2 separate regions of the Homo sapiens genome follow, and region 2 is linked to region 1. The links are chromatin contacts, found by Hi-C or POLR2A ChIA-PET in ENCODE. All regions are on one chromosome and are shown on one strand. The core of a region is the stretch at or near the end of the contact, and the rest is flanking DNA. Distances in the headings are between cores, read along the strand shown. Region 1 has its middle 18 kb from the start of LINC02639. Region 2 holds the start of LINC02660 (long intergenic non-protein coding RNA 2660).

Region 1 (2,985 bases), core at 376-2,875:
CTCCGTCTGATCGTGGAGGACTGAGAGGGCAAAAGTTCTTGCTTGGCGGGGCGTGGTGGCTGATGCCTGTAATACCAGCACTTTGGGAGGCCAGGGTGGGTGGATCACTTGAGCTCAGAAGTTCCAGATCAGCCCTGGAAAGTTGGTGAGACCCCATCTCTACAAAAATTAGCTGGGCGTGGTGGCATGTGCCTGTAGCCCCAGCTCCTAGGGAGGCTGAGGTGGGAGTATTGCCAGAGCCCAGAAGGTCACGGCTGCAGTAAGCCAAGATGGTGCCGCTGTACTCCAGTCCGGGTGACAGAGTGAGATCCTGTCTCCAAAAAAAAAAGATTAGAAAGTTATTGCTCAAGTGATATTTCCATGAAAGTACAACTTAGTGACAAATTACCCATTATTTGAACGCTACAACTTTCACAGAACAAGTTGGACAATGTGTATAGAAGCAAGTTTCTTAACAAACAAGCTATATTACTTAGGAGTAAGGAAGGGGAATGTGGCATCTCATTTCAGACTCTTAACTTCCTCTTTTGAGTCTGACACATCTTCTATATTTTCTTAAGGCCTCCCAGAAGCAAACAGGCAAGGCTGGAAAAAGGAAGTTAAATAGTGATTTGCTCAATTTGAAAGAAACATAACTTTTTCACATGATACCAAACGTTTCCCAAATGAAACACTCCCTACCCTGCCCCAGCATGCAACTTTCCAACTAAATCTGGCCCAAGTAAGTCGTCTCATCAGCTGGATTAAATATACTTTCTTCATCTTTGGCTGGGTCTTACCAAAATGAGTGATTCAACTTCTTAGGAGAGATTGCTGCAAGGGTTACACCAACAGATAAATATGGGAATTTCTTTCACACTTGCTCGTTTCAGACCAATAGCAGAGCTAGGTAAACAGTGATCTCATCTTCAGTCACACAGTTTTGCTGACATTACAAAGAAAGGTGTCAACACAGATTTAAGGTGGCTGTCAACTTACTGAGTCCATCATTTTGGCTTTTGAGTTTTTCACCATAGAGAGCTAACTGAGAAAAACGAAAAACTTTTTTTTCTACTTTTTTTTTAAACTAGAAAAGCAATGGCTGCTCCTTAAATATATGTAAAGAATAGAAAGAAGAGAGAAAGGTACTAATGTATCCCACCACCTATATGGAAACAGTATTCATATTTCTCCTTGATTCTGAAACATTTATGATCTTTGCAGGGAAATTTTTGGTATGTTTCAGGTAACTGTAGATGAGAGCTCTTTCTTTTCAATCAGTTCTGAGAACTTGATATCTTAAGTGGTTCTTTAAGTCCAAAATATTTCAGTTGAGTTAAACTTTAACCAACCTAGGTGATTAGTGTATATGCTCTAAAACCTTGCGGAACACTTTGTATCAACAAATAACACAAACCCTGAATTCCTGGAGCATGTATTATGTTTATATTCAAACATAACCCTGAAATGTGTTCTTACTCTAAGTATCTCAGACACATTCTTCTTATTTGAAAGCTTCGTGTATTACTCAACAACCTCTAACATATCTCAGCGATGTTAAAGACACATAGAGAAGAAATGACATCATGAAGCTGATTCTGTTCTTTCAGCTTTGTGTTTAGCTAATGCTGAACAGAGCGGTGAGTCATGCAGTCCTGTGACCAGCCAGGCGCTTTTCCAATCAGAGTCTGTTAAGATCTTTGACAACAGTACCTGTAGTTGTTTGAAGAGGAGGTTTCAGTAGTGACCTGTACCCTTGGTAATAACAGGCTTTATAGGTAACAAAATGTGTTCTCTGCCTACTGAATAACAAAACACCAATCATGAGATAACGCTTAGTAAAGCTGACTCATTTCCTCCTTTACAGATGAAAGGAGTTGTCCAAGAAATGACTATCTCAGAGGGAAATTTTCCTTCAGGTCATTACGTGAGTCTCTTTAAAGCATGGCGGACTGTAGCATTAGGTTTTCAGTTATTAGGTATATTAAAAAGTAAATTTTATTATGAAATAATATCATACATTTAAAGCCCGGTCCGGTTTTATCTTGAAATATGTGATAACTCCTGGTTTCAGATGCGATTCAGAAGAAATAGGTTGACTTGTATCATCAGGTGTCCAGAAGATTAAAATTTCTGTTTTATTAAAATGTGGAATTCACGTTTGTTTTCAGCCAAGCAAGGTTTGGTGATTCTGCAGCTGTCACCCTCAGCATCTCTGTAGGACAGCCTCTTGCCCCTCTTCACCCAGGTCTGCAGGAGGGTGGCAGCGTGGCTTGGGAAGGCTGGGTGGCGGGAGCTCAGAGGGGGTGCAGTGTTCCCACCACACAGCGGCGGCTCAACTGCCCAGGCTGTGGGGTTTCCAGCTGTGTCGTGTTGACTTGAACCGACTCAGCAGGCGGTGCCCTCCTGGAGCACCTGAAGCCTCCAGAGAAATATGATGGAAAACCAAGAGGCCTCCACCTCCCTGACTTGCTGCGACCTCCTGGGCTTTGCAGCCAGGCTGCTTTCGTGGATGCAGTCCTCGAAGCTAGTTTGGAAGACATTTATTTTTAAATATACAGGAAGCCAAATACGTTGAGAGAAAAGCCGCCTAATGCATTCCTCTGTTCATCTCCAAAGTCATAGCTGGTTTTCTAGACCCGATTTTCATCAGACTTTCCAAAGACAGAAAGAGTCTCCTCTACATAGGGCTTCCTTCTTTGCCTTCATCTGTAATGCGAGCCTTGCCCTAGGTTGCCTCTCTCTCTCCTTGCTCCGCCTGCTTCGGAATTCTCCTGTCATTTCAACAGTGGTACCAAGCTTTTTGTTGTTAGGAAATCACAAATTCTGAAACACACTCAACTGAGCAGATTTAAAAATAACCTAGGCTTCTCTACTATTTGGGTAAGGCCACTTGCTTGTTTGGGGTTGCTAATGGGAATAAGAGACTATGTGTGATTACCTCTAGAGCCTGCTTGTTTGCTCTGAGGAAAGTTTTATTGAAGAGCCACAGGCTGCGTTCCAGAA
Region 2 (2,769 bases), core at 228-2,727, 60 kb after region 1:
TAGCACGAGCTTCCTTTAATGGCTAGCACAAAATAGGTGTTTAATAAATGACCTTGTTGATGAAGAGGATTAATGAACCAAATCCGCATTGTTTTGCTTAATTAGGTATATTTATTTAGGCATGTATTATTAGCAAAACATTTTGGAGATCTGAGGAAATGATCTGGACAATTTTAAGACAGAAATCCTGATATTTAGCTAGCAGTTATTTTAGGTGTAAATAATCAATGATGTTAAGTAGATTCAATTAAATAATTGTTCAAATGTATTTTGCTTCCTTAGACAAAGGGTAGACATAAACTATACCACGTGGCATAGTCTTTTTTGTTCAAAAAGGTAGTCAGTCTGTCTTTGAAAGATCAACTTGACCTAAAATTGTAATTCAGTGTATCTTCATATAAAATTATTAAATTTTTATCTGCAGAATTATTTTCAACAGCATTGATTGCAATAGTTTTGCGATTATGCTTTCCTTTAGATCATAAGCCAATGACTTCTTCCGTCTTACTTTATGCATAATAGAATTGTTATAAGAGAATTAAACCTGAGAGTACTTCCATTATTGGAAGAATTTCTCCTGTCAGCTTTTTGTCAACTGCTTATAAAACTGTAGAAGAAAAATTATTCTTCAATATACGGTTTTCATTATGCATTAGATGCCTTTAATATTCCTAAGTGCCATAATTTCACATATGCCGTGTGTCACCTGGTGTATGTAAACATGAAATTACTTGGAGATTATTGCATAGTTATATCAAAATGCTGAGCAGAAAAAAAAATGACATCCAATATTCACCCAGGGTTTAGACAATACATTTTTGTTTGATGTGAAAGCATTCATAATTTCATCACAGAAGAGCATTTTTCAATGGTGCTCCCAGATTGCCTGTAAAAGATAATTCCTCCCTTGTGGACAGGCTTCTATCTCATGCCCTCCGCGTGCCGCTGGTTTATCTGTGCAGAGAGGGACACCCAAAGGGGGACAGTGAGCCCACTGTGTCTTTTAGAACCCAAAGCGAGTTACTGCAAACCTCAGGCAATTGAAGTGAATATTGGCTAGCTCAAAAGGCTGTGAAGATGACCACCGTATCTATCTGAGTAATTTTTTTCTTCTGTCTCAGTCTTGAAATCAGGCATGGTTATTTTTATTTTCGGTGTATGCAGGCTTAACCTATGTGCTTATATTCACAATGAACTCTTGAATCGGATCCTCTGTGTTTTGCTGGGGAGTATTCATTCCCCACTTGACCTGCTTTGTTGCTCAAAACTTTGTAGCTCATCTTTGCCTTCCCGTCTGTTTATTCTTGGTGTGGGGTTGTCAAGGAGAAATGTTGGAAGGGAGAGAAGGGAGCAGGCATCATAGATGGTATTACAGGCGGCTGGTCTCTCCTCTCTCAGCCAACTATGAGAACTATTTGGGATTGAAGGAGATAAGCTACAGCAAGTCGTTACTTGTCCTGAATGCACGACCTTCTTTCTTTGAGCAAGAGGACAAACCTGGGTAGGGATCTCTATGATGTTTTCTGCGTTGCCCGTGGACGTTCATCTTTCTGATTTGTTAGCTGAAGATGAGGATCTGGAGCAGGAGCTCGGAGTGCCATTGTTCCATGGGCAGATGTGCAGCAGAGATTGTGAGTGGGGTCTGTTGGGGCGGTCAGGGGGCCCTCCTGAGCTGGCCTCTCTCGCCTGCGACTTCACAATGCTTGTTCTGAGTTCAGCGTTTTCACTGGAGAGAGCTACAGCTGGGAAGTGCTGTTTTTTTCTAGGTGCTCTCAGCTGCTATTACCTCTTCTATCTCTTCCTCTGGAAAAATATTAGGGGCCTTTTTGTCTTAACAGAAGAAGAAGTAGATTCATTCATTCTTTTTTTTCTTTTTCTTTTTCTTTTTTTTCAGACAGTCTCGCTCTGTTGCCCAGGCTGAAGTGCAGTGGCACGATCTTGGCTCACTGCAACCTCCACCTCCCTCCCGGGTTCAAGCGATTCTCCTGCTTCAGAATCCTGAGTAGCTGGGATTACAGGCTGTGCCATCATGTCTGGCTAATTTTTGTATTCTTAGTAGAGACGGGCTTCACCATGTTGGCCAGGCTGGTCTCCAACTCCTGACCTCAGGTGGCCCACCAGCCTCGGTCTCCCAAAGTGCTGGGATTACAGGCGTGAGCCACCGCACCCGGCCAATATTCATTCATTCTTTCTCACCTCTTCCTCCGCTCTTTAAGGTTGAGCTTGCCTGGCCCAAGGCACAGAGTTCTGGGAAGGATGGAAGAGAGGGGAAGGGAGAGCACCAACATCACGGACCGCCTTTCACATCAGCGGCAGCAGCAGTAAAACCCCCAGAAAACCTGGGGTAGGCGTGGGGGTCTGTTTAGATCAGCCCTGGAGGCAGCCTCCCATGTCCCTCCTGGACATTTGTTCACCTTCACAGAACCCACTTCTTTCCCATCGTCTGTTCGGATATCTGTTTCCTGCACCGGGCAGGTAGCACAGCACACTCAGGGGTTTCTCTGACTCACCTTGGCAGCCCCAGCCCTCAGCACACTGCCTACCACTTAGTATTTAGAGAACCTATGCCCTTTGAAAAAAGTAGGTAAATAGTAAAATATTATTTTTACCATTGGAACAAACACAATTATATGCTTGATGAAATTCAAACAGTACAAATGCAAGAAAAAAAAGGCTTGTTAGGTACAAATATTGGAAGAAAAGAGCTTGGGGCCAGAAGTGACCCCAGACAGATGGGCTGGGAAAGAAGGGCTTTACAGGGACCTCAGT

The links. A loop is a pair of places that touch in the nucleus more often than their neighbours do. ChIA-PET counts read pairs that join two places held with the same protein, here RNA polymerase II (POLR2A). Pooled maps may share reads with other maps.
Region 2: a map of mammary epithelial cell shows a loop between it and region 1 (9-fold over the local background). The contact joins the promoter of LINC02660 here to the enhancer-like site in region 1. A Hi-C loop is called at or near these places in 8 of 168 maps with a recorded cell type or tissue (B cell, GM12878, IMR-90 and 5 more), 10 of 37 single-sample maps with no recorded cell type and 15 of 50 pooled maps. POLR2A ChIA-PET finds 5 or more read pairs at or near these places in 10 of 52 experiments (AG04450, BJ, CD4-positive, alpha-beta T cell and 7 more).

Annotation. Positions count from the first base shown.
Region 1 is chr10:3,850,871-3,853,855 of GRCh38, forward strand. No RefSeq gene overlaps it. Among named protein-coding and RNA genes, the nearest start is that of LINC02639, 18 kb to the left of the region's middle. RefSeq lists enhancers at 297-653, 1,362-2,561. Within about 2 kb of position 1,626, at least 37 of the 41 ENCODE cell types and tissues checked have a DNase peak (open chromatin) inside an H3K27ac peak, as active enhancers do; they include B cell, CD4-positive, alpha-beta T cell, GM12878 and 4 more, where a contact is called at or near this core.
Region 2 is chr10:3,910,546-3,913,314 of GRCh38, forward strand. It overlaps LINC02660 (long intergenic non-protein coding RNA 2660), which reads left to right and starts at 1,478. Exons shown (of 3, transcript NR_183984.1): 1 at 1,478-1,501.